Linked DNA regions of Mus musculus: region 1 is linked to region 2. The links are chromatin loops, found by intact Hi-C in ENCODE. Cell type or tissue: heart. All regions are shown on one strand. Each heading gives the region's core, and the rest is flanking DNA. Links, peaks and the distances in the headings are about the cores only.

Region 1 (4,390 bases), core at 192-4,191, 66 kb before region 2:
TACTTCTGATAGACTGTCTTGAATTTCCTTAGAAAGTTCAAGATCAGACTTACCTCGTAAAGCTGTACTCACTGGTACTCTCGTTCCCCAGCTGAAAAGTTCTGAATTCATACAGTTGAATCCTTCTTAACAGTCTGCTTTACGGGAACCTTTATTACCGCGACCCGCAGTTCTGGTTCTGGAATGAGGGATCTTCCTTGCGCCAGTCCCGAGTTTTTTTTTTTTTTTTCTCGTCCCGGAATTCGGCACCAATTGTTATTAGACGCGTTCTCACGACCGGCCAGGAAGAACACCACAGACCAGAATCTTCTGCGGCAAAGCTTTATTGCTTACATCTTCAGGAGCCAGAGTGCAAGAAGCAAGAGAGCAAGAAGCAAGAGAGAGAGAAAACGAAACCCCGTCCCTATTAAAGAGAATTCTCCTTCGCCTAGGACGTGTCACTCCCTGATTGGCTGCAGCCCATCGGCCGAGTTGACGTCACGGGGAAGGCAGAGCACATGGAGTGAAGAACCACCCTCGGCACATGCGCAGATTATTTGTTTACCACTTAGAACACAGCTGTCAGCGCCATCTTGTAACGGCGAATGTGGGCGCGGCTCCCAACACTTTCTAGCAGGCATTGACTGCAAATAGCCTCTTGGTTAGCTGTGGGGCTTTGTGTCCACCTCTTCTCAGTGCTGGAACTTTGTGTGGTATGGACCCATGCAGGTCTTATGCAGGCTGCCACCATCTCCATGAGTTTTTATGGGCATCAGTCCTATCGTAGCTGGAAGACAGTTTCCTTGGAATCATCCATCACATCCGGCTCCTTGTGACCATTCTGCCTCCTCTTCCACATAGATCCCTGAGCCTTGAAGGGAAAGGTTTGGTGAAGACATCCCATGTAGGAATGACTGTTCCAAAGTCTCTCACAATGTCCAGGGTCTCTAATGTCCATTGTCTCATAATATTGTGGGTCTCTGTGTTATTTAGCATCCATTGAAAAAAGACCATTTTCTGATGAAGGCTGAATATGACATTGATCTATAGGCATAGAAATATGTTGTTAGGAGTGACATTCTATGGCTATGTTTCTTTAGCAGAGTAATAGCAGTATGTTTTCCCATAGGGTCCATAATTTCTCTAGTCTCAAGTTCTTGGACAGTTTAACCATATCAGGTATAGATTCTATTTCATCTCATGGAGTAGGTTAGGATAAAAAACCTTCTAAACAATTTTCTATTTATATCAGTCAATAACAAGTAAACGTACCCTCCTCTCCTAACCTCTAACCAACATGAGCACACCACAGCCTACCCTGTTTCATCTAAAAGTTCTTGGTATTCTCTGAGTTAGCTCTGGAAACTTATGATATAATTAAAGGGTTAGTGAGCAGGTGGATGATCTCCCACCCAAATCATGAGAGGATTTGGGTGATAGGAATTCTCCTCAGAAGAGCTCATATAATTGTCTAGTGAAGTACTGTCATGTTTAGAATCATCAACAGAGCTAAGCTGATCTTGGTGCTGGCAAAAGCCTAGGATTCAGAGAATCAAAGGTCTCAGAGGAGCAGAGTGTAGTTTGTGACAATACCCAGAACCCATCCTAGATCTGATAATCACTCTGGAAGGCGTGGGGAACAGGACAAAGGAGAGGCTCAGCAGCTCAGTCAGGTAGAGAAGTTCCAACAGATCTGTGGGAAGAGGGAAGAGAAAGGCGTTCTCAGGGAGCAGCCTGCCAGAGGCCACAGGCAGCTGAAGGAATGCACTGCATTCCACATTGGCTAATGACCTTGCCTGTCAGAACTGTTGGCAGAGGCCCTGATTACAACTGTGAGAGACTGCTGCCTCCCTAGGGTGATCCCCCAAAACCAAGGGAAACATTTGAGATGTACTAATAAAAGCTGTGAGAGAAGGCCTAGAAATATCTGTGAAGAGAAACTCCTAGAAGCAAGGGGCCTCTTGCCTGTCAAAGATGGAGTTCTAAGCCTTGGTGTCTGGAATATGGCTGTAAATCCAATTCATTTTAATGTGTACAGATGAGTGAATACAGAGCTTTAAGTCACAAAAGTTGAAACGTCTTAGATTTGATGCACTATTGGAGTATCCAGCAAAGAAACATATCACTTTGCCCATGTACCCTGATTCTTACAAGTGGGATATTATAAAATATACATTCGATCTTTGGACATAAGAATACCTAAACCTTGCAACCTCTATGGTGATAAACATATCTTTAATGAGATCACTTGTGGTTGAGAGCTATGAATCCTTTAAACTGTAAGACTAGGCTGTCAGGAAAGGAGTGCCCACTTGTGCAGTGGTGGCTTTATTGTTATGATGGAGGTAGCAGCCAAGTGCTCTATGACTGGAGTTGATGCCCACACTCCACAAAAAGGACTCTATCCCTGGTACTATCAACATGGCCAAAAACCCACTCTGAAGGAAATAATAAGTCTGGGGGAGGGACAAATACTCTTCTTTAACTAAGATGACACAATATTAAGTTGCCTTCTAGTAGTTTTCATTTATGTCCAGATCCATCCCCCTCAGCCTCTCCCCACCACATCCCCCATCTTCCTAGATAGCCATAAATGCTTGTTTATTTTCCTGTCTTACTTTCTGGACTATAAAGACATGCTTACAGATTTCTCACCGGACTTCTTCCTCCAGGGATGCCTCTGGCAAAAGGAGAAGACTTCTCACTAAGTAGGAATCTAGAGACTGTAGGAGATGCTCCCCCACGGCAATGTTCCTGGCCAATAAAAGACCTCAATTCAAGCCATTAAAAAACGTATTATTGCCACTACTATAAAAATCTTTTCCTAGATTAGTCTTTAAAGTTAGATCAGACATTAACTACCCTAGAAATTATGCATAGTGTTTTTTGTATAGTCAAAGCACTTCCGCATCCATCAATTAATTTTGATAATTTACCATCATTAGCTAGCTAATTAAATTTGAAAATGAACCTCTAGAGGAGAAAGACCAATTTGAAAATATTACTTCAGGCAGATGTCCATGGGCTCAGCTCCTCCTTTCTTGACCTTCCATAAAATTAGTGAGCTCTGGGATGGAACGGGGCCAAGCAAGAGTCCCCTGGGTTTTTCCTCCTCCTAATGTAGGCTAAGCCCAATACTGGCCTCTCCAGAGCTTCCACAACAAACAGGCAGGAGAGACTCCTAAAGTGTCATCTTCATCAGGATCACAACATCTTTATATTCAGCATCTCTACTACAAATGCATACAAAATATAGAACTTCTGGCCCTTGCTCTTGCAACAAAATTGGGAACAGGGAGGTAAAATGGCAGTGATTGGACACCAAGCCTCACAGGGTTTAGAGGAGACTTATGAAGGGGCTGCACAGCACTAAGCATTTGTGTGTCTCCATACACTGAAACTCTAACCCCGATGTGATGAATCATTAACTGTATCCTCTGGGAGGAAGATAGCTGTATCCCTAATAAATGGATGAAGCATCTCTATGCAGAAGCCCCACGGTTAAAAAACATAAAAAGTAAATGTCTGATATATCTAACACCTGCCTGGTGCTAAGGCTGACACTATAGGTGTGTCAAGGAATGAGAGGAAGTGTCTTAATGATTTCTCTGATGGTGGCTGCCAAGATTGAATAGAAAAGCACAGGGAAGATGAAGAGAGAATTACTGCCTGTGTTATTATTCCAAAGAACTTAAATTTGGGTTTGCATGAGGAATGATGAAGAAAAGAAACAATCTCTCAGCCACTCTCCCCCTCATTGATTATACCTTGCGAAGGTTAAAGGTAATTATTAAGAAGCAAATGAAAATTCCTATTGTGTAGATGTCACCCAGTTCACAACACTTCTCATTGCAACTCAAAGATAGTTGCCTGTACAAGGCACCAAGGAGGATAAACGCTGTGGAAGAGATAAAGGTACCTTACAAAGCTCTGCTTGGGGAACTAAAGCTGCATATTACAAGACAAGTCTACTTCTTAAATTTATTTCTCTGTCATACATCGAAGCCAGGACCTCTCACCTGAAATCTGTGGTGTCCCACTGCTCAATACAAAGGAGAGTGGGAATTGCCTGGTGCGCGCACGCACACACACACACACACACACACACACACACACACACACACATTGCAGTCACATAAGCACTGGGATGCTAGAAACATTTTTGTGGAATGTTAGCCCCAGAAGTAACTTGATAAATCCCCATTTGCTTACCAAAGATGTTACTTCTGCAATCCATTAAAGAACTCTGCAACCCAAGTATATAAACAAGTCTTACACCCACAGTAACCATCAACACTCCTGGAAGCAGGCCTACACCCTGCTGGCTCTGTTCCAGGGGCAGGAAACCATGTCATACTGTCCCTTTCATGATCAAGCTGGACTCTGCACTTTTCCATGTGCTCTAAGAAAA
Region 2 (4,390 bases), core at 81-4,080:
CTTGATAGGTTCTAGACTTTTTCTGGATCTGTCTTCCTGTGGACTAAGACAACATTGGGATGCCGCCCTACAGATAAGCATCTGGTTTTTGAAGTGCTGAGCTCATGGTGACTGCCTTAGGTTCTTCATTTCTCTGTGTTGTTGTTGTTTCTGGAAAGCATTGTGACCATCAGCCTAGCCTGTCCATAAAGTTGTTCAGGAAAGTATTTTCCACTGTCTTCCCCCCTGCTCAGCAGGTGTTAACCCAGAAGTTGTCCATAGAAGCCACTCTCTCTCCTGATGATGATATGGTGATGAGGGATAGGCTGGACTAGATAGAACTACTCAGACTCAGATCTCAACTCCACTATACATTAGCAATGACCTTGCAGAAGAAAGTTACTCCCCATCCTCAGGGGAAGGGGGCAAATTACATCTCACACAGGTCCGGTGTAGGTCCTGGGGGAGACTCGGTCTCCAATCACCGCACCGGGTTTGCACTTAAGGTTTCCTGTCATTCCCCAAGCCTGTCTTCCTCCAGCTCCCTGGTCCATTAGACCCTAGACCCCTGCTTCAGATTTGACACACAATGGAAGCCTTCCATCCACCACTAAATTGTTGGTGGAATCCATCTATAGCTGTCTCTTGCTAAAACTGTCTTCTTTCAGAGCCTGATCGTCCCCCTGCCCTACCCACTTAACCGTACTACTCCCACCCCCAACCCCACCCCCACAACAGATCACTTGGACCACTCTTCTTATTATCATTCAAATCTAGATCTATGTAGGGCATAGTGAAACACGTCCTTAAACCCAGCAAATTTCTGTGAGGCCAACCTGTTTCTACATTGTGAGTTCCAGGCCTGCCGGGGCTATATAGTGAGACTCGGTTTCAAAGGAACAACAACAGATCTAGATCGAGTTCTCTCTGTGGGATTTCTGGGGGAAAACCTCTACTTAATCTGCCTTTGGAAGAAGACTACAGGACCAACTATCCTTGGCATTTCTGGATGAATGCTGGGTTTTCTCTTTGGCCTTTCAACCCAGAGCCAGCTGGCTTCTCTTGAGTAAACCGGAACTCTCTTGTTTCCCGGTTGTGACAGTTAGCTTCACCAATCATTTTAATTCAGGCACCCAAAGGCCGAAGGACCCTATGGCTCAGGCCCAGCCACTGGAAAGCAAGCACCAGCTGCGCACCCTCCTGACACCTACAATCCAATGAGTAGAACCTCCGGTCTTTATCATGGCAAGATCTCTCAAGGTCATTCCGGGGAAGCCCCTAGATACTCCACAGCCGCTTCTGCCTATCACACCTTCCCAACTTCCCTGCAGAAGCCTTGGAGGCACTGAGCAAGCTCTCTACCACCCCACCTTTACATTTGGGGGCGGAGTTAGACAAACAAGAGATCTGAATATAAGCTCACAAGGAGTAAATAAAATGAAAAGGGAGAACTTTTGAAGTTAGTTGTCCCTGCCTCCTGCGCTCCTAACATCTCCAGGTAACTCCCATGGAGCGCACACACAAAGATACCTTGTCACGAGGCACCGGGGATTGCTCTCCCTTTAGACACCCCAGCCCTTTTCCTGGAAGGTGACTTTATTCCACAGCACGGGGCTGTTATTTTTTCCTTAGGCCAGGGTTGGGAGTTTACACCCCACGTCTCTGGGAACACTGGCGCGTCTGTGAGCAAAGTTGGCTCTGGCGTCCTGAAGGAGGCGTGCTCGGGGCGGAGGGGCAAAAGAACGTCACAGTGGGGCGGAGTGGGGACACTGGCCGGGAGACCCGGAGGAAGGACACCCGCGCTGCGTGTGCTGTGGCGTGTGCCTCCTAGTTTAAGGTAGGAGTTGGGCTGAGGAGAGACAGAGCCAGCCAGTCAGATTCAGGAAGTTGCGTTCCTGACCTCAGTAGCAGAGCTGGGTGCGGTGAAACCTCAGCCAGGGACGCAGGGGGCGCTTTCCTCCACATCACACTGGTGGCACCCACTGACCGGCAGCGCCGCCTCTCTCCCGGGACCTGGCAGTGGGAGGGAGAGGCAGGAGCAGGGACCCAGACCTCACCCTTGTGCCCAAGTCACTTCAGAGCACCGGAACAGAGCCAGCGGTCCCGCCGGCGGGAAGCCTTCCAACGGACCCAAAGGTGAGTTTCAAAACTTTCTGTATCGCTTTGTGCTGTTGTTTTCAAAATAAGTTTGGGAGCTGCCCCGCTGTGGAAGGGGACTTTCCCATAGAAGAGTGAATCCGCCCCTGAGAGAAGTGAGATAAAGGGGTTATTTCTAAGAAGCCGTTTGCACAGTTGCTTTCATTCTTTCCTCCTAGAGGTCTCTCACCTTCTCTCTGCTCCTGGCCTGACACATGGGCTCCTCTGGAGTTTGGGGTGGAGTTCTCAGCTCCAGTTGACACCAGCTGCAGGTAGGAGCCATTTGAAAAGGACCAGATGGACATTGTCTAAACGGGCAAAGTCAGTATTTGAGATGCTCCTAAAATCATACCCTCTGGGATTTAAAAACAAAACAAAACCAAACAAACAAACAAACTCATTCTAAAAGAAACTATAATTTCAATGGGGCTAAAAGACTTACCAGACTGAAAATGTGGCCTGGAGCCAAGGGGTGGAGTGAGATCTGTATGCCATTCTGAGTCTCTAGAGAGTTTGTGTGACACATTTTTTTTCCTGAACTTTCCCAACTCTCTAAATGGTCCTTGATCTTCTTCCCACCCAGAAAGGTGGATTGGAAAACACAGCAGGTCCTGTTTTGAAGGGCTATGTAGGAATGATTTGTGTAACAGTAGTTAAGTAAATGATAGCCGGATAGCTGTTGTTTTCAACACCAGTCCTGCCTATCTGAAAGGGAACCCAAAGCAAAGACTAGTGCTTGCCCTAATGAACACCAGCCAGCCAGCCATGAGAATCCGCAGGCCTGCTCTGCCCAGTCTGCTCAATGAGGAAGGCTAGGAATGCAGCACCCAAGCCACTCCAAGCTCCTGCCTGCCAAAGCCTTTATGCTACATCCACCATTGGAAAGAGAGAGAGAACCTGGAGCTAATTTTAGGGAATCTTCATTCTGAAGTATTGTTGGGGACCAAGAACAAGTCTTAAATGGACACGGGTGCATCTTGTTCTTAACCCTTTTACAAAGTTTATCAACGCCACCTAAAGAGCCCTGCAACTGAAAGGTACTGCTGCGTTAAACGCAGCTGTGTCTGGTTTGTTTGTGTTTTGTAATTTTTTTTAATTAAATTTTCACATTCTATAGTTATGGGTAGGATAGTTTTGCAAGGGTCTCTCCTAGCTTTGAGCTAAAATTCAGATCTATCAACCACTTAGTCTGATATGTCTTCCCTTGGCCTGGTACCTCCCTTCTTCTGAAATTCTGCCTCCCCTTCTATACCCATGACACCGTTCTAGGAAAGAGGCCCATTACAAAACAACATTTCGGGCACTGTCAACATTTTGCCTACAGAATCAAAAGAGGTGAAAGCCACAGGATCAAACCCAAGAAGATAATAAACAGTCAGCAGGCTTCTGCACCAGTTTTAACGTGGAAGGGGCACACTCATTAGCTAAGCATCACTGTACCTACTGTGTGTTGGGCAATGTGCCAGGGCTATGGAATCTAAGGCGATGATGTAGTTTGTACTTTCAAAGAGCCACCAGACTGGCAAATAGACACTAGGAAACAAACCACAGTTCAGAGCAATGTACATTATATAATAGTAAAAAGTGAAACCATACAAAGGATGGAGCAATGGTCGTCTGGGAAGACAGCACTTCAGAAGTGGTGCACAATCAAGATCTTGAATATGACTAGCATTTCCCAGGGAAGAGGTACTGTGGGCAAAGAAAAGGCTTTCCCGAAGTCAACACAGGAGCAGCATGGAATGGGGATTTGTCCTCTCCTGCCAAGAGCGGAATGTCTTTCAAGGCATACTAAGCCATTATTAGGTAGTGGAATGGTCCTCTCAGATTTGTGTTTGGAGAAAGAATTACTGGCCAGATGAGGGAAGAAGAGAAGTAGGGGAGCTACATGGGGACATGGACACTGAGGGATGTGGGCTAGGGAGATAGCTTAGGCTTTCCTGGGATACCCGGTAAAGGAATTCCTAAGACTGTGACTTAATCCTGGATTAATGGAGCACAAGCATGACTTATCTGTTTAACTAGGTGAGTGAATCTCTAGGAATCACCTCCTCACTTAAAAAGGAGGATGAGGAATGTTTAGTTCAGTTGTAAGGTCTGCTAACACCTCTCCAGAATGTTAGTTACCAGACCTGTGTGAGGAACTTGTCTTCATTGGAATGAAGAGAACGGCCTGCTGAGGCTGCTTGCAAAACCTGGCAGAGTCACTTTCAGATCTGGATGCCAGCCCCAGGTCCAGAGCTTATGTACTTGGCATAGGGGCAACAACAACACA

What was found. Hi-C counts contacts between places; a loop is a spot of excess contacts. Peaks named below come from ENCODE experiments on the same cell type or tissue, not always from the same donor. Only the 100,000 strongest peaks of a DNase experiment are listed, where the experiment ranks them.
Region 1: a loop joins it to region 2, with 2.1 times the contacts of the local background. A loop is called at or near these places in 1 of 42 quality-filtered maps.

Annotation. Positions count from the first base shown.
Region 1 is chr1:159,976,247-159,980,636 of GRCm38, forward strand. Gm31493 reads right to left here. Exons shown (of 4, transcript XR_003948748.1): 4 at 1-1,023. Among named protein-coding and RNA genes, the nearest start is that of Gm31667, 46 kb to the right of the region's middle. In heart, for the core only: no CTCF peak of the experiment used is centred there; a DNase peak (open chromatin) is centred at 1,785; H3K27ac peaks cover 471 bases.
Region 2 is chr1:160,042,639-160,047,028 of GRCm38, forward strand. 4930523C07Rik (RIKEN cDNA 4930523C07 gene) reads left to right here and starts at 1,742. Exons shown (of 3, transcript NM_001162896.1): 1 at 1,742-2,115. Gm37294 (predicted gene, 37294) reads right to left here and starts at 1,679. Exons shown (of 2, transcript NR_168324.1): 1 at 1,510-1,679. In heart, for the core only: a CTCF peak has its summit at 1,924; DNase peaks (open chromatin) are centred at 1,203, 1,713, 1,963 and 2,893; H3K4me3 peaks cover 1,774 bases; H3K27ac peaks cover 1,206 bases.